Linked DNA regions of Homo sapiens: region 2 is linked to region 1. A link is a contact called in ENCODE Hi-C or POLR2A ChIA-PET data. All regions are on one chromosome and are shown on one strand. Each heading gives the region's core, a stretch centred on a gene start or an enhancer-like site at or near the end of the contact. The rest is flanking DNA. Distances are from core to core; before and after follow the strand shown.

What was found. A loop is a pair of places that touch in the nucleus more often than their neighbours do. ChIA-PET counts read pairs that join two places held with the same protein, here RNA polymerase II (POLR2A). Pooled maps may share reads with other maps.
Region 2: a loop to region 1 is called in a pooled map, with 2.7 times the contacts of the local background. The contact joins the enhancer-like site here to the promoter of LINC01235 in region 1. A Hi-C loop is called at or near these places in 1 of 168 maps with a recorded cell type or tissue (posterior vena cava) and 2 of 50 pooled maps. POLR2A ChIA-PET finds 5 or more read pairs at or near these places in 3 of 52 experiments (HCT116, activated CD4-positive, alpha-beta T cell and activated T-cell).

What each region holds. Positions count from the first base shown.
Region 1 is chr9:13,429,449-13,436,037 of GRCh38, forward strand. It overlaps LINC01235 (long intergenic non-protein coding RNA 1235), which reads right to left and starts at 1,881. Exons shown (of 3, transcript NR_033863.1): 1 at 1,755-1,881.
Region 2 is chr9:14,208,180-14,214,026 of GRCh38, forward strand. The region is part of intron 2 of NFIB (nuclear factor I B); the gene reads right to left. Among named protein-coding and RNA genes, the nearest start is that of NFIB, 100 kb to the right of the region's middle. Within about 2 kb of position 4,057, at least 5 of the 41 ENCODE cell types and tissues checked have a DNase peak (open chromatin) inside an H3K27ac peak, as active enhancers do.

The DNA.
Region 1 (6,589 bases), core at 631-3,130:
GTAATTTTGCATGCAAATAGTTTTAGTGCCTATGTTGAGGTGCTAAAACGTGTTTAGTACACTTGAAAATATTTGCATTGCAAAAGGAGAGCGAATCTCCTGAGGAAAATCAAATTGATATTTTGTATTAAGAGACCACTTTGGACACTGCGTGGTATTCTGCTAGGGAGAATTCTGTTTACAGTGCAGCTAGCATTTTTAATTGACCTTTAGAAAAGAAGGTCTGGCTTCAGCTTTGCCAGGTTTATAAACCGTTGGACCATCTTCTGGCAGCATTCACCACATTAATCAGTCAAGAGAGAAAGAGAAGGAAAGAATCTCCTTGCCTTGGCTGGACTGTAGTGTTTCATGCCTCAATTTGGTGGATTGGTAGGATAAATATGTTAATTATAATTAAAAGTTTCAGCTGGAATGTGCCTAACTAATTAGCTAACTAACTAACCAGCTAACTAAGGAAAGGCTTTAGTACAGTGGAGCGGTGGTGGGTGCTGGGTGTGAGGCCCCACACACTCTTCCATTTGCCTCACTCCCATCTGCTGCATTTATGGGAACCAGTTCGTTAAGAGTCTGAATTGAATCCAAATAAAATGCATTTCTGATGCAAGCCCGATGACTGGTGCCATTCTCCGCTGCATTATGTCAAATTAGAGTTTGTTTGGAAAAGAGGTTACAGGGATCCTACGTAAATGTCGCTTGCGCAGAACATCGATCAAATAAGAGTTATGCACAAATTTGCCATCTAATTCCTATAAATAAATTGAGCACCTCCCTCCTTGATTTTGCTCCTATTCACCATGAGTGATTAAAAAATTAGCACTCCTAATAATAAATAAAATTCAAGAGGCAAGCTAGTAAGAGGTTTGTGGAACTTTTCTTATAACAGTTATTTCAAAGTTTTTAGATAATTTTATTACAAGAACCAGTTCAGGTGTAGTATATCCCTATAAAATGAAAGTAAGTTCAAGGTCCGTAAGAGAAACAGATGATACTAGGTCTACAAGAGGAATTCAAATGTGAGACCCCTCTGTCTGCAACTCCCTCCTCTGTCGAGAAATGATGCCAGATGGAATCCTGATAACTCCCATTGTTAAAGCAGCTCTATCGCTTTCAGCCCAAGCACCATGCAAGAGTTACTACTATAGATGCTTCTATTGGCTAAAACGTGCTGCAGGATCCAGATTTTTCTGCATATTTTACTCCTTCGTGCTTAATATTCTTTCATCCCTGCCACTTCTCACAGTGTGCAAGGTGCAGTATTTTGTGTCAATGAATAGCCAGAGACAGGTAGCAGGCAAGAGCCAAAAGGAACTCATTATGAATACAAACCAGTAAGGAGGAGCTGACTTACTGTGCTACTGAAACTTTGCTTGCAATCTAGTTCCTTTAAAACAATCTTAAAAAAAAAAAAAAAAAAGCCTCCGTTGTCTGTGGGATCCTAGCACATCAATCAATCCATTAAGTAAGTAAATAAGGCAATAACTAAACAATAAATCATTTTGAATTTCACGCATGCACAAATCTTTTGATACATAAATGACAAGGTTTAGGTTCGGAGGCTACCACCTCTGTTCCAGTAGTTATCATACAAGATAAAGAGTTGTTTTTAAACTGTGGTGCATTGCTCATTCTGGTCCCCACATGATGGGGCTTCTTTCACCCCTTGGGTGGTGGTGTGTGTATGATGCACGGCCTGGGAGTTGTTTGTGTGTGTGTGTGGTGTGTAGCGGGGGCCATGCTGTTAGGGGGAAGCCTACCACACATTTCTGCCATCGCAGACGGTGGGCAAACAGCTGTCTCCACAGCTGAGACCACTGGAGCTGCTTGCGCTGCTCCAGTAACTCGAGAGCACACGGCTGGTCCCTGGATGGCACAGAGCACTGTGCCTGCAGCAAAGTGCCTGAGCTTTCCTGGGGCTGAGCGGGCGGGGTCTTTGCCACCAGACACAATAAGCATGTGAAATGGGGTTCATGAATTATTCATCCTTGGTGTCCTATGAAACAAAGAAATGATATGTTTGCTGGTAGATAACTGTGTTGTGGCATTTGTAAATCTTTTTGAATTTGGAGTTGATCATGTTTCTTGTGTTGGTGGGGAAATGTGTGTGTGTGTGTGTGTGCGTGCGTGTGTGTGCGTGTGTGTTTTTTCCCTAAAATAAAAATTTGGGAGTTCAACACAATAATCTTACAGCAAAGGTCTTCCATGAAATATTGCATGGATTATACTATTTTGGCTCATGATTTACGGATTTTAAAAATCTCATTCAGTGAAAAGGGATGTTAAAATGGTTTCACTGCAATAAACTACAGCAAGATACCAGGTTCTCAAGGAGTTTATTTTTCTCCTTAGTAGGCATCCAGCCCACTTTTGTTAATGCAAGTTTCATTACTGTGGACTAGAGAACAGTGGTGCCTTCAGCATGACACTACAGCATCGGGAGGAATGATTCTTCACTTTCACTAAAATATTAGTAAAAATGATACTTTGGCGAATTGAGCCCTAAATTGTGTTAGTGACAGTTAAATACCCACTAATTTAACACCAGTTAAACTGGCAATAAAATGACCCCCAACTGAGTTAAGCCACCATCCTATTCCTGCACAATAGCTCCAGCCCTAATGCCAGTGATCTATAAAGCCACTGGGTAGAGTTTATGCATTTGCATAACAAATATTTCTGGAGTGTTGTATAAAGTAGCTAGCTACTCAAACTTATCATAATTGTTATTTATAATTATCATCTGCATATTCCTTTCATTTATTCTTTAATATCTCAAAGAAAATAAAATGATTTAATAGTTCTTCATTATCTTTGAAACACAACCTGGTGAAACATATCATGGTAATGTTCACTGTCATCTCTTCAATAATTATCTCAGGTCTGTCTTCCAGTAGTCACTCATGCTTTCTCCATCACACTTTTTTTTTTGCAGTATCTCCTCGCAGTCTCCCTACCTTTCAGGTTGCCTGTGAAGTACTGTGTATCCATAAACCTCCCACAATCTGATATGTTTGGCAGAGAAAATCAGGGAAAAGGCACGTTGATTGTGCTGAAAGAAAAAAAACAAGCAAAAACAAAATATGGATCTGCCAATTACATGCTGGAGTGAAAATACAATTCCTTCTTGCTTTCAGGTGAGGGAGTTGGCAGGTGGGGTGTGAATTGGTAGGTAGTAGGACTTTCAGTAAAAAGAAGTGTAGCAAATGCTGTATGATGGGTGTTTTTTGGATTTTTTGTTGTTATTTGTTTCCTTAAGCCCCAATAGTGTACCAGATAGTAGACTCAAGATATATATATATATATATATATATATATATATATATATATATATGCACACACACACACACACACACACACACACACACACACGTAATGATTACCTGTCTTTACCTTGGACATGTAGGATTAATTAAGATTACAAATAAAATTATAATAGGACATAAATTGCTTCTTACCTTTTTGAAAGAAAATAGATATCCAGTGGAGGTAAATGGTAACAATGTCCTGGAACCAATGAGATAATCATTAGGCATAGAAGTGACAACCTTAAGAGGAACAAAACAGAGACAGAGCCCTAAAGGACTTAGGCAGAGTTTAATGGAAATTTTCCTGATTTCTCATTCACTGCTTGCATCACCTCTACTTCCTCCTTGTGTACTTTGTTTTAGTGTGAGACAGCGGAAGTGGCTAATAATATTTCCTCCCCTCAGCCAGGATGCTTTTTCAGCTTCAGTTGGTCATTGAAAGAGCCCATATTGCTATGATTTTCTGGAATATTATCACTTGGTCCTCCAAAATTTTGTTTTTAGTATATAGAAAAAAATCCTTTATGGGAATAACAGGCAAATTAATGTTTCTAATTATGTATATTATTCCGTTTATATATCTGAGAACTAGGGCTGGGCACGGTGACTCACGCCTGCAATCTCAGCACTTTGGGAGGCTGAGGTGGGTGGATCACTTGGGTCAGGAGTTTGAGACCAGCCTGGGCAATGTGGTGAAACCCCGTCTCTACTAAAAATACAAAAATCAGCTGGGTGCGATGGCGGGCGCCTGTAATCCCAGCTACTTGGGAGGCTGAGGCATGAGAATTGCTTGAACCCAGGAGGCAGAAGTTACAGTGAGCCAAGATCATGGCACTGCACTCCAGCCTGGGAGACAGAGTGAGACTCCATCTCAAAATAAATAAATAAATAAATAAATAAATAAATAAATAAATAAAATAAATATGTGAGAACTACAAGGACATTTAAGTAAAAGGTATTTAAGGATATATGCTATAATAGCAATCAAAGAGAAGAATCAGCAGGAAATTAATCAACAATTTATAAAATTGATAGTCTATGTACGGTTAAGAAAACCCAGGATCTTTGGATCACAGACACTTGGATTTGAATCCTGTCTGTGCTACATTTGTGCTACAATGACATTTAACCTTCCTAAATATGTGTCCTTATCTGTAAAATGGGGACAGAAATACATAGAATATTTTTTAAAAATCAGAACTAGTGATCTACTATTTGTGAAGCATGCATGGTAATCTGTAACCCTCTAAAGACGTTAAAATCACCTGGAGAGCTTTGAAAATCTGTTGATGCCCTGTTACCATCTCCGACCAATTACATTCAAGTCTCTGGGGAATGGACCTTGGCATTATAGTTTTTAAAACCTCCCCAGGTGATTCTAGTGTGCAACCAAGGATTTCAACAACTGGTGGAAAAGTCGAAAACTGAATGAACACTCAGTAAATATTTTCCAGCTTTCCTTGTCTATGTGGTATGAACATTAGCCTAATTAGGATGCAGATTTTTATTACTCAAAAAAATTCTCAAGGTCAGTTCAAATCTTCATGCCTTGAAGGTAAAGAAGATGAAACCAGGAGGTTAGTGGACTCTGGTCATATTGTTAGTGGTGGCAATAAGACTGGGATCCCAGTATTCCTTTTAGAATTTCAGAGTTGTCCTTCCTAACACACCTTTTAACAGGGAAAGAGTTCTCAGATGAGGCTAAGCTGATCTTTCCTTTTCAGCAGTATTTTATGGCAATGAGGATAAAACTAGTGTCAGAAGCGAAGGATTAAACCTTTATCATCTTCATCTTGGTCTAGTAGCATTCATTCATCGAAATTTTTGAGCAGAAAAAACAAACCTCAGCCCTGCTTCCACATGGAGGGCAATGCATATGTAATGTGGCTTCTGAAATTTGGTGTCTTAAGGCTTCTCCATCTCACTGAGGATTTCCTGTGCAATTGATATGGAAAATCTGAGTGATTTACCACAACACAGTTATGAGCCATCATACAGGTGCATTTAATTTTTAATTACTCTTAAAAATGTTTTTAATAATTAGTAGCAATAACCACTAATTGGCATATAAGCCATTCTTGCACCAGCAGGCAAACTGTAGGTTTACTTCAGCACACCCACACCCAATCAACTGAAAATTGCTTGAATGCTTATCTTATAATTACTGTGCTTAATGCTGTTTGCATTGTTTGGAAGCTTTTGTGATTAATTGATTTTTTTTTCTTTTTTTTACCTCTGAACCTGTAAATGAATGGCAAAGATTAGTCTTCTGCTCAGTGACATCTTATTTACATTGAGTTGTTAGGCACATTAAAGGGGAAAAATTATGGATTTTGTTTTTACATGCCAAGTGTATTTCCTCTGTTTATGCTATGGTTATATAGACCCCATATAGAAGTTGAAACTGCTCTTACTACCTGCATGTCTTGTGCCAACGCTATGCAGAATGGCACAATTACATTTTTAGGCCAACTATTAACCTCTACGCACCTTTATACCTTCCACTTATTTTTCTGGGTAAAGGGCAATAATTTGAGAATGCCTCTATTTAAATAGAGGCCAACATAATTCAAGTTGTTTAGTTTATTCCTTGAGCATCAATAATTGATATATATGCATGCTAGTAATTGTGCTTTTGATCTGAAAGTGGCAGTCACAATTAAGCTCAGAAACAATCATAAAATAAACGAGATTATTGGTATGCTAAGGCAATGTTTGAAATAGATGATAGATCTGCCAATGTTTTCATAGTACTAAATGGCAAATAAAATTTTATGATGACAGAGGCAAAGGATAAAAATGTGACTTTATAATTGTAGGCCATTTTATATTGGTGATGAACTAATGAAGACATGGACGTGGATATTTCTTACTCTGTTTATTCACTCACTGTAAAGTTATTGGGAATATGATGTGCCAAGGAATGTGCTAGACAATGAGGATATGGAAAAAATAAGTCATTGTGGGAAAATGTGGTCTTGGGAATTAGAAAAAGTCAGTGAGAAAATCTTGGTCCCATAACTAGTAACTGTGTCTAAGACATTAAGAAAATTAACTGATGTCTCAGAAAATAATTTTTGTCATCTGAAAAGGGAGAGTATTACCTACCTTGAAAGCTCATTGTGAAAATTAAATGAAATACTATACATAAGTATTTTGTACTTGGTTGGTGTGCAGTATTTAATGCATGCCTGCTATAGTTTTAATTAGACCAAAGAATCACAGTTCAGTGAGAGAATGCGATACACCTATCTCTTGCAGGGTTCTTTGATTGCAGGCAACAGAAA
Region 2 (5,847 bases), core at 2,807-5,306, 780 kb after region 1:
TTTTTTTAAACTCCAGACAGGTTCTAATTCATCTATACAACAAAGCAATACGTGGTGTTAAAAAAAAGACTAAGAGAGTAAATCGATACGTGTTCAGTGTAGTGGCAGTTTAGATTTTTTTTCTTTCAATTGGCAATCCTTCCGACATCAAGGTTAAATTGTACTAAAAAAGAAAAAAATTACACCTCATTCCAAATTTGCTAATTCAAGAAGAACTGAATTATTCTCACGTCTACTTGTGGCAAAACAAGAAATTACTTTATGTCTCAAATGTGAGTATGAATTACGACTAAATTCATAAAAACAGACGTGACTTAAGTTTTTATTTTACTACTTTGAAGTTGTAATGTGTTCATTTTCCTGGTATTTTTACTTAAAAGAGCTTTTTTTTTTTTTTCCTTAAGGACTCTTCACAAGTACTTTTGATAGAGTGGTATAAAATTATCCTATTCCAATGACCATAATATGAAAATCATTTTGCCAAAAAACATCCTGGAAGTTTCCCTCATTTTAGGTACTTGGGATTATTCTCATAAACTGAGGACCATTCAACAATGTTTTGAAGATATACAGTATTCTATTCAGAGGACAAAGCATATATTCAAAAAAATGCAAAAATATTCATCTTTTCTCAAACAACTCCAGTATTAAATTCATCTAGACCCACTGATTCACTCAGTCTTTTTTTTAAGTTTAGTTTCCAATATGATATTATTTCTGCCCTCATCTCTTCCTTGCAACACCCCACCCATAAGGGAAAAGAAGAAACAGTCAGAGATGAAAGAACAACAAAAATGTACACAAAAATGAAATGTTTTCTGATAAGTAGCATGTCAGAGTAAACAAGTTATTTTTTTCCACTATCACTTTCTTACATGATCTACAGCAAAATTATGTTGCCTCTGTCTTATGAATCATCAATACATCACAGCCCAGCCTTTTTCATATATAGTGGGAAAAATGCTGCAGATTATAACTACTGTTTCTGACATGGAGATATTTTTAATTCATTTTTATGACATGCTTATGTTCTTTTCATCACTGAATAATTGCTCGTTTCCAATACTAAGCTGGTATTTCTTTAAAGTTCACGTAATTGCACTACTGGTAACTTTAGGATTTGGAAGGAAAAGGATCACAATCGATAAGCAAATGCAATGACGGGCACTGACAAAGACTCAACATTTATTAGAAGGCAATTGCTAGAGAATGTGGCTTTAATTGTGCATACATATTTTTATTCATTAAGATGAATAACCAATAAAATCCCACACTATGGTGTCCCAGCCTCATAACACATTAATAAAGTTTCTTAAAGGTTTTGGCAGGGGGCCAGCACAGTCCATTAACTCTTTGCAAGTTGTAAAAAGAAGTAAAGTCATTTCAGTTTGTTTTGTGGTTATGAATGAAACAGCAGGCAGCCTGTATGGAAACGTCACTTTGGATATGGTATTGGTAATGGACGCTTTGCTGCGCAATCAGAACAGTGTGGGGAGAAGTTAATGCATCCTACCACAACCCAAGCCCAGACGCACTGAAAAGCTAATTTACTTAAAAGTGGAGGGAAAAGAGCAGAGGACTACAAGTTTGGAAGATCTATTTATTTTGCTAATAGGCTGTCACACTGCCTCTGGGTAAACTTGCCCACTGTGAAACCCAAAAGTACAGGATACATTTTAAATGACTAGAACTGCTTTTCCTGATTATTTTTTTTTTTCCTAAAAAAAACCTGGTTGCTTAGGCATTCACTTGGTGAGGGCTGGATCATAAATTACAAAAATGCTTTTTATTTAATACAAGAAGCAAAATTCTATCCTTTCTACGTTTTTGTTTTACATACTTGAATTAAGTCATATAAATAACTACAACAATTGGTAGCTATGTATTTGTCTCCGACTTTGCCTAACAATTTGAATTGAAGCGCTACACATCTCCCCAAAGCTTTACAATGCCATCTGTTCTCATTTTTCATGACACTACAAACATTTTCCTTTGGAAAAAGGATTCTGTATTTTGCTTCCTTTTTAGAATGAAAACTGGAAAACTTGAATGAAACTAAATATATAGAGAGGCATCCAAGTTGTACGTGTAAAGTAGTAAATGTAGAGGGTATTTAAAACATTTTTTGTGGTTAAGATCTCTACCCTTTTCATCTGTTCCACTCTAGAGATAAAAGTTCTTTTTTACTTTAAGATTTTTGCAAAAAATAATTCAAAACTTTAAAAATAACGAAAAATGAACTTAAAAAGTGATTAAAACCCTTGAGTTTGAGAACACCAAAAAAAACAGAATTGCTTTACAAATTGTTTTTGGCACTTCACTTACGAAGAAAATACGCTAAAATGTAAGTATACATACACACATGTGCACACTCACACAAACACACACCCACACCCCTCCATTAATCCCTAACCAAATATAAATAGCATCGTTAGTCAATTACTTCTGATGGTTAAAACCACAAATTGGTTACAATGATCTGTCACTTTATATGGCCAAATAATAAAACTTCAAGCAGAAGAGATGATTACTATAAGTACAATAGAAAACATCATTCACTGTTTTAATTTGTTTTGAATTTTTACTGGAAAAAAACAGAAAGAAAATTTTTAACTTTCAAATGTAAACATTCATCACTGAGTCCTAAAAAAACTTCCCATTTCAAATTTCATTTGTGTCAGTGCTAATATGTATCAAAATAGCCGCATCTCTTGTACACTGTGGATTTTCTGGGAAGTTACTCACCTTTGATTATAGGAAAGTAAAGGAAAGTCTAATTAATAGGTTGAAACCGTACTGAATTTCTGCTTCTCTGTATACATGATCATTTTTGTCTCTGTTTGGACTGAAAGCCAGATACTCAACAATCATTCCCTAAAAATTTAAAGTATTAATTACATACATGTATTTGTACAATGTTAAGTATCACTGCAACCTGGAAAAACTTGCGGTAAAATTAAAATTTTTCATTTCAAAACAACAGTGCTCTTAGCTTAATCCTCTACAATATTGTATTCAAAAATAGTTTTTCTGTGTGATTAACAGTAATATTACCTGGGCTATTTTTAAAATCTGGAATTAGAATTCAATTTTAAAAACTGCACTCAAAAAACATCCTGGATTCAGATATGAATGGACCTGGGAAGTTTCTTAAAAGAAATACATTTTATCCTAGATCGATAGTAAGAAACAGCAAGGAAATGCACAGAAACAGGATATAGGGAATACATAAATTGGGTCTACACTGGTTAAGAAACAAAGTTAAAAAAATAATTCTACTCACTTTAAAATGACACTGTGCTGAAAAATAATGAGAATAGATAAAAGCTTTGACCACTCCCATTGTCTACCTTAAAAAAATACTAGTATAGTTACTCAAGGCACGGAACTGGACAAACTGCAATTTGAATCCAGAAGACAGAATCCAGAGCCAGGGACAAAACAAGTCAAAGGAGTTGGTGACCAGGGCAATGGCCAGAAGTTTACCCGTTTATATCAGATTCTGTGCCATCCACCCTGCGGGGCCGTCTGAGCTGTGCTTCCCCAGCTGGTGGGCCCCTCCACGTCAGCCCTCTCGTAGACTCCAAAAGGAAATCAGAGTTGAACAGTATAGCATATTGTTATTAAAAGTGATTTGAGTTGTGACATGAATATTGTACTTTCAATAAAGGAGGTATACACTTTAGAAAGCTCTTCAGCCTCTAGAAAGAATAGACATTTAAAAGATTAAAGCGTTTAAAGAATGATCTCTCCACTGACCAGAATACCCACATCAAAATAATGTACCACTGGGTTTTATTGGTAGCTGCAATTTAGCCCATATGAAATGGAATATGGCCTTAGTGTTAATGCAAATACGTTGCCATTTATCATAAAATAAGTGTCATCTCTAAAGGTAACTGGACTTTCCTTAAAAATGAACCATTCTAACATGAAAGAGGCATAAATTAATAAATCCCTGAGAAAGCCTAGCCTACGGCTGTAAGGAACATCTAACTGCTTAACTGGGCAACCAAAAGACTCATACAAATAATTAGAATACTTATTTCCAATTGATGAAAGCAAAACTACTCCAATTCACATTAAGGTTGATGAGTCACATAAACCACTCACTGACTTAATTTTACTTAGAAATTGCTCATGCACTTTTGTTGCTTTCCTGGAAGGTTATACAAATGATTATATACTCATTTAATTATTAAACTGAATGATCTCCTTAAGGGCAACATTAAACATACTAAAGTACAGTACACCATGTCACAATGTGCTTAAGTATCCCTACTAAAAATAAAAATTAAAACAAGGTTAGAAAACAACTAACAACTAGGTTAAATTCAATCCAAAATATAGATTTGGGAATTTCTAATAAAATTGTCCATATTGTTTGAATGGGTTCACCACTGAGTAATAGTGTGAATAATTTAGGTAATCATCTCAAAAGGTTATAATTCCTCTGGGAAAAAAAAAAAACATGTTTAAAACTCTACACTTACAATATTTCACATAATATAATTAATAAATGTTTGCTAGATGATTGGATTTAAGTTATATGATAAAAAAATACTGCTCACACTTATAATGCTTTAAATGCTTTACAACTTACAAAACACTTTCACATAAGCCACCTTACGCTAACAACTGTGTTAGGTAGATATTACTATCCCCATTTCATAGATAAGGAAATTGAGGCTCACAGAGATTAAATGTTTTACCCAAGGTCATAGCCCTAGTAAATTCACTGCTTAGAGAATAATTAGCTTAAGTTAAGATAACAGCTACTTCCTGCTTCCCCATTCCAGTCTCAGAGACACACAAACACAATATGCATCACATATAAAATGTGATAAAATCAAAAATTATACATCAATCATGTTTATGCACTACATTATTTGCCTATTTCCATTCGTATTTTTGTAAGCGCTGTTTCTGAAAGGTAATATAGCATATAATTACACCTTTCTTTTTAAAATGCTATGATAATCTTCTCACTGCCTGGGAAGTTTCCATGGCAGAAAGACTGGGCACAGTCAGGTAACTGGTATTTCTTGATTACCATCCACCAGTAGGTTGATCTTTGGAAAGTTACTTATCTTTGGAAAGTTACCTATCCACCAGCAGGTTGATCTTTGGAAAGTTAACGCGGGCCCCCAGGTTCCTTGTTAGTCACATAAGGGATCTGTAATAAACACTTCCTAAGTCAGGTCCACCATCCATTCTCCACAGCAGTGGTTCTTAAGCTTTAACATGCACAAGAATCACCCAGAGAGCTTGTCCTAACAGAGTTTCTGGCCCATCCTCAGAGATCTGATTTAATAGGTCCAGATAGGGCCCATGAATCTGCATTTCCCAGAAGCTCACAGGTCAGACCAGTGCTGCTGGTCGTGGGACCAAACTTTGGGAACCACTGCTACACAGTAACATGGGAAACCGAAATACTTCAGAAAATGAAAGTCTGATGTAGCTTCTCTCCAGAAGCCTTCAGTGGTTTCCCCATAGCCCTTAGCATAAAGTCCAAAGTGCTAAATGAATAACAGTATGTGGACACCCAGGTCTCCACCCAGATGCATTGCTCAGGATCTCTTTCTGGGCCTTTCCTGATACCCCAAGCTGCTGGGCTGAGTTTTATGTCCCTCATCTGTGCTCTTAGGAAAATGTGTTCCCTGTGTCCTAAAACTGTAAGGAACTGTTATCACATGCTTCCTTGCCTCTGTTCTCAACATTCCAGAAGTGGTTTGTAAACATACCCCCAACTCCCACTGCTCCAAATTTAAGGGGGGAAGAGTCCCCTCATTTCACCTCACATCATTTTACTTAAGAATCGATGCCACCTTCGGGCTATGCATCAGG